Linked DNA regions of Homo sapiens: region 2 is linked to region 1. Evidence: chromatin loops called from intact Hi-C (ENCODE). Cell type or tissue: CD4-positive, alpha-beta T cell. All regions are shown on one strand. Links, peaks and the distances in the headings refer to the core of each region. The heading gives the core; the rest is flanking DNA.

What was found. Peaks named below come from ENCODE experiments on the same cell type or tissue, not always from the same donor. Only the 100,000 strongest peaks of a DNase experiment are listed, where the experiment ranks them.
Region 2: a loop joins it to region 1, with 3 times the contacts of the local background. A loop is called at or near these places in 44 of 110 quality-filtered maps.

What each region holds. Positions count from the first base shown.
Region 1 is chr9:129,961,903-129,964,810 of GRCh38, forward strand. The region is part of intron 4 of FNBP1 (formin binding protein 1); the gene reads right to left. Among named protein-coding and RNA genes, the nearest start is that of FNBP1, 80 kb to the right of the region's middle. In CD4-positive, alpha-beta T cell, for the core only: no CTCF peak of the experiment used is centred there; DNase peaks (open chromatin) are centred at 1,329, 1,649 and 2,419; H3K4me3 peaks cover 1,769 bases; H3K27ac peaks cover 2,500 bases.
Region 2 is chr9:130,030,088-130,032,995 of GRCh38, forward strand. All of the region lies in intron 1 of FNBP1 (formin binding protein 1), which reads right to left. Among named protein-coding and RNA genes, the nearest start is that of FNBP1, 12 kb to the right of the region's middle. In CD4-positive, alpha-beta T cell, for the core only: no CTCF peak of the experiment used is centred there; DNase peaks (open chromatin) are centred at 816 and 1,254; H3K27ac peaks cover 1,464 bases.

The DNA.
Region 1 (2,908 bases), core at 233-2,732:
CCTTCCACACTGTACCATCGCTGACTTGGTCAATGTCCTGCAAATTTCCCAGGTGCATTCTCCACCCTGTCTGGGTCCCCAGAGACTGACATGCAGGGATCTCATGAACCCTTGCCCTCTGGTTCTGATGAGATTTGCCACAAGGATGTTCTGAGTGATCAGAGGGCAGGAAACTGTACCTGCAGCTTCTCCTCACTGAGATGATACAGGTTGGCTGGGTCCTTGGACCAAAGGGCACAGCTCCAGTCAGGCAGTGCCCCGCATGCAGCTAACCTCAGAAGTTCCTCATCTGTGAAATTCCTGGAAGGCTCCTCCAGCCCTGTGAGGCCTGGGGGCAACATCAGCTCCCCACTGTGACTTGCTCCAGGGTACTGAACCATCCTCACTGCTTTTCCTAAACTCTATCCGCCACGTTGTAAATGCTCCTTTTAATAACCGACCTTCCTTCAATTACTGAGTTTGAATGTGCTGTCTGTTTTCTGGCTCACAAGGTAAGCATTGGTGTTAGGGGTGCACTGCAGAGAAGGTCAGGTGAAGGAAGGATAAAAACAAAGAGGTCCACTAGGTAGAGCCTCGGAGCTTTTCCCGTACCTCGTCAGAACCTAGGATTTAGCGGAGTCAGAAAATGGAGCTGACAACTGGAAAGGCTGGGAAGGCAGAGACAACATCAGATTTAGAACAGTGCTCCTTTATAAGGGAATGTTTTCTTGTCTCTCTTTTGAGGTCGAGTTTCACTGTTTTAAGCGCCTCTTTGCAGTCAGTTTTATCTATCCAGCAATTTTTTGGTCTCTGCAAACCCAGGGGGAGCCCCTTGGGGCTTCGTTTTTCAGCTCTTGTAATGGACATAAGGATAGAACAGAAAAGAAGGGATCCAGGCTGTGGGAGAATTAAGAAGTAGAGCCAAGGACAGGGTTAGGGAAACTCTGGACCTTAGTGGAGAACGTATAGAAAATACAAGCGGGTTTTCTGAAAGCCACGCTTTCAGGGAGGACCCCCCAGAGACCAGAGCGTCAATTTCAAACCATCTGGGCTCAACTGTGCCCTTTTTGGAAGGCACCTCTGGTCCTGAAAGTCTTTATCGGGTGACTTCTCTGCGAAGAGAAAGATCCCATTTCCTAAGCCGGAGCACCGAGTTACGCAGTTTGCTGAAGAGATGCAGCCGCTCCCAAAAGTTTTACTTTGAGATTCAAAGACAGGAACAAAAAGAGAAAACCCCAGCACCAATTCAGAGCTGTACTCGAGGTTGACGATCTATCTCTCCAGCACCTCTGAAAGTGAATGTTTTAACAAAGTGAAAGCTCCCTCCAGCTTGGGGCAATGCTGTGGGTGGAGACAGGAAATGCACAGAAGCCCAGCAGACAATGACAGGCATTGCCTGGGACATGTCACCTGACTTTCATATAAAATAAATCTCTGAAGACAAGAGTCTTAAAAAAAAAAGTCTTATTTTAAAAACACGAGGGATGATTTTGATTGAAAAATCCATAGAGTGGTTCCCTTGCCACTCCTTAGTGTAAATATATAATAAATATGCATTTGTGTTTAAGGCACGGTGTGCACCTTGAATTTACTGGTAAGTTATCTCTCATGAAGACTGCTCAGCCACACCTCTCCCCACATTATTAAACCACTACCTGAAAACTGCAATTATCATCGTACCATTTCATGGGGCTTAGGAGATTGTGGGTGATGCCCATCTTCCTTCCTTCCAGCCTTTTTTTTTTTTTTTTTTAAAAAAACAAGTCTCTGTCACCCATGCTGGAGTGCAGTGGCACAATCTCGGCTCACTGCAACTTCCGCCTCCTGGGTTCAAGCAATTCTCCTGCCTCAGCCTCCTGAGTAGCTGGGACTACAGGCATGCGCCACCACGCCCGGCTAATTTTTGTGTTTTTAGTAGAGACAGGGTTTCACCATGTTGGCCAGGCTATCCTCGAACCCCTGACCTCAAGTGATATGCCTGCCTCAGACTCCGAAAGTGCTGGGATTACAGGCATGAGCCACCATGCCCAGCCCCAGCCTTTTTCACAGTACCTGTCCCTCTATCATTTATTTGGCCATAACATACGAAAAACTATCCGTGCTGGGGGATCCTTCAGGAAATTAAGGGAGGGAACAAAAGCCCTCCTTTGTGCTCTGTGCCTACCATGACCTGAATAGCTGGGGTTTGTTTCTAGCTCTATCTTCGCTGCTTTCACCGGAAAAGCTATTTTAACAGTTACAAAGTTAAACAAATAAACCAGCTTTGCCAGATGTATTTGTTGTTTACCAACAATGGCCGAACATTTCTTTTCTGGACAGTGAGCAAGTGTGTGTCTAAAAAGTGTGCCTGCAAGCACTAAAGAAGGAGGAATTGTTCTCCGGACAAAGATAAAAAGTGCTTCTTTTGGAGCCATAGAATGAAGTCATCACAGCTCCTTTCTCTCCTATCAGAAAAGAGACAGGAAATGCCATCTCTAGAGACCCAGAGAAATGCTTCTTACTTTCTGCTGTCATAAGATGCTTTTAGTTTCTTTTAAAACATAATAATAAGCTAAAACAAACAAACAAACAAAAAAACCCAAACCCTAATAGTTTCTGGGGTGACAGCTACACTTACTTATTTCAACTTTTTAGTTGAAATAAAAGTCTACACAGATCAAATCACCCTTCAAATTTTTTAAAGAAATTTCCCAGTGAACAGAGGTGGCTGAGATTAAAAAAAAAAAAAAATCACAGAGAATCTAAAATAAGCAAGCATTAACTTTAAGAAAAACGACAATGGCAAAGCTTTTGAGACAATTTTACTGAACTGCAAGAAATCACAGACAGAACAGACAAACTCACACAAATGCTATGAGAATGTTTAGTATTCACACTGCAATTAGGTACAACAGCTGCTCATTTTTGCTATTTATATAGATATTAAACC
Region 2 (2,908 bases), core at 99-2,598, 68 kb after region 1:
GTACCTGAATATAATCGCAGGCATGAAAGATTGAATAGAGATTGGAATTAAAAAGACCTAAACAGGGCCAGGCACACTGGCTCATGCCTGTAATCCCAGCACTTTGGGAGGCCAAGGTGGGTGGATCACTTGAGGTCAGGGGTTCAAGACCAGCCTGGCTAACATGGTGAAACCCCACCTCTACTAAAAATACAAAAATTAGCTGGGCGTGGTGGGGCACACCTGTAATCCCAGCTACTCAGGAGGCTGAGGCAGGAGAATCTCTTGAAACTGGGAGCCGGAGGTTGCAGTGAGCCGAGATTGCACCATTGCACTCCAGCCTGGGTGACAGAGCAAGACTCCGTCTCCAAAAAAAAAAAAAAAAATCTAAACATAACTAACTGTGCTATAGTCTGCCTAAAGAAAGAATGGGTTAACAGGAAAGGAATCACCTACACAGCATCTATAAAACAGACTCTATTCTAACTGTAACGTAGACTGTCCTCCAGAGGAGGCAGAAGCCTAGGGCTCCCATTGTCATCAGCCATTACACTCATCCAATCCTATTTTCATTTTATGCTCTCCAAGAAATGCTATAAAGAATTTAGCTTTCCACCCAGATTAGCCTACAGGGCGAGAACGTACGGATCAGCCAACATGAATATTCAGTCTGCTTATGAATATACTTCTCACTATAAGTTTAAAATTCATTCTGGTTTATTCAACAGGCTTGGGAATTAGGTTAGTGTGAGTCACCTCCAGGCATATTGAAAATAAGAAATTTGCTAGCTTAAAAGAGCTGGGGAACAAACCCTGATAACCCTAACAAGGTTGTATCATCTGAGCAGAGACAGAGAGGACAAGAATAAAGTGCTGGTAGGTTTAGGTTTTGCACCCAGCTGGTGGAAAAAAGGACCTGTGGCCTATATTTGATTTACCCCACAAGCCAGAGCAGGGAACATGCCTCCCCCTTGAACATCTTGAAGTGGGAGGAGGCAGAGGGTGGCTCCTAGGCCTTCTTTGTTCACTACTAGGCCTTCCCTTGAATGTCCAAGGCTCCCCAGCAATCCATTTTAGCCTTATTCCACCCACATATAAACAGGTTGAGAAATGCAATAGATAGAAAGGCTCTCTACTGAAACCCACTCCAGTAATCCAGTCAGCCAATCGGCCCAGCGTGGCCTGAAGCTACCGAGCTCCTCTCCATCCTTCTCCACACTGAAAACTGGCACCATAGGTACCTGCTTTCAGCAGTTCAAGGGTATTTCCCATGCTCTCAAGGTGAGGTCATAGTCCTCACATGGTTTTTAGCTATAGTCTGCCTCTTCAGGCTCCTATTACAACTCCATCACCTGCTCATCATTTGAGAGCTCTGTGCCCTCCATGACCCTTTGGACATACCATTTCCTCCTTCTTTTCCCGGAAGGCTCTGTCCAGATCCCCTCCACCCTTCTGAACACCCCACTTCACCTGTAAAACTTACTAGTCCTTCAGGACTCCACTTGGATGCCATTTCCCCACCTGAGTTACACTCCTGTACACATTTCCATGGAGTTACCCTACCTTAGTCCTTATTACACAATAATTTCTTTCTTTCTTTCTTTCTTTTTTTTGACAGGGAGTCTCGCTCTGTTGCCCAGGCTGGAGTGCAGTGGCACAATCTCAGTTCACTGCAACATCCACCTCCTAGATTCAAGCGATTCTCCTGCCTCAGCCTCCCGAGTAGCTGGGATTACAGGCGAGCGCCATCATGCCTGGCTAAGTTTTTTGTATTTTTAATAGAGATGGGATTTCACCATGTTGGTCAGGCTGGTCTCAAACTCCTGACCTCATGATCTGCCCGACTCGGCCTTCCAAAGTGCTGGTATTACAGGAGTGAGCCACTGCGCCTGGCCTGATGAAATTTTTACAATTTTGTTTGGTTTCCTTTTATGTACAAAGTTATAAACACTGAGCACTACCACCACTACTCCTCTTGCCAAAAATGGCCGTAACAAGAACTAAACCTCTCCTAGAATGACAGGGAGACTTCACACGTACACCTTACTTTTGAAACTGAACAATGTAAATAGCCTATTTTTAAGGATAAGTTAAAATAAACTTTTTTTTTTTTTTTCCCAGACAAGGTCTTGCTCTGTCACCCAGGCTGGAGTGCAATGGCACAAATACAGCTCACTGCAGCCAGCCTCCAACTCCTGGTCTGAAGTGATCCTCCCATCTCAGCTTCCCAAGTAGCTGGGACTACAGGCATGCACCACTATGCCCAGGTAATTTTTTAATTTTTAGTAGAGATGGGATCTCAGTATGTTACCCAGGCTGGTCTTGAACGCCTGAGTTCAAGCTATCCTCTCGCCTTGGCCTCCCCAAATGCTGGGATTACAGGTATGAGCCACCGTGCCTGGCCAATAAGTAAAATGTAAATTTTAAAAGTCAGTCATGGTGAAGAATATATTTTACATACACATATACACTTATGAAATCTAAATGTCCTTGCCCAAACATTTCCAGAAATTTCCATATCTGTTCCAATGCAAATACTTCTAAACCTCTTCATTATCTCTGCCAAGAAGAAATCAATCCCAAACTAAGCTGATAGGCAGAATAATTCATTAGATGTTTCAAGCAGCAAATATCCAGCTTTTTAGGTGAGGAAATAATGTGACTTCAGTGGAACTTTTTTTTTTTTAAAGTGGTAATAATAGCCAAAGAAAATTAATTCCCCCTAGAAAAAACTTAAATCTTAAGAAGGCCCAAGTATACTGCTAAAAATTAGTATGATTAGTGTTTTGGAGTGGATTTTATTTTTCTTCAAGGAGGAAAAGATAAACATGCTATTAATATGACCTCCTGAAATCCAGATTTCCTGTCCAAAGCAACGATTTCCAGGCATTTTCCAAATATTAGGTTTATTGTATTGTTAACATGTACA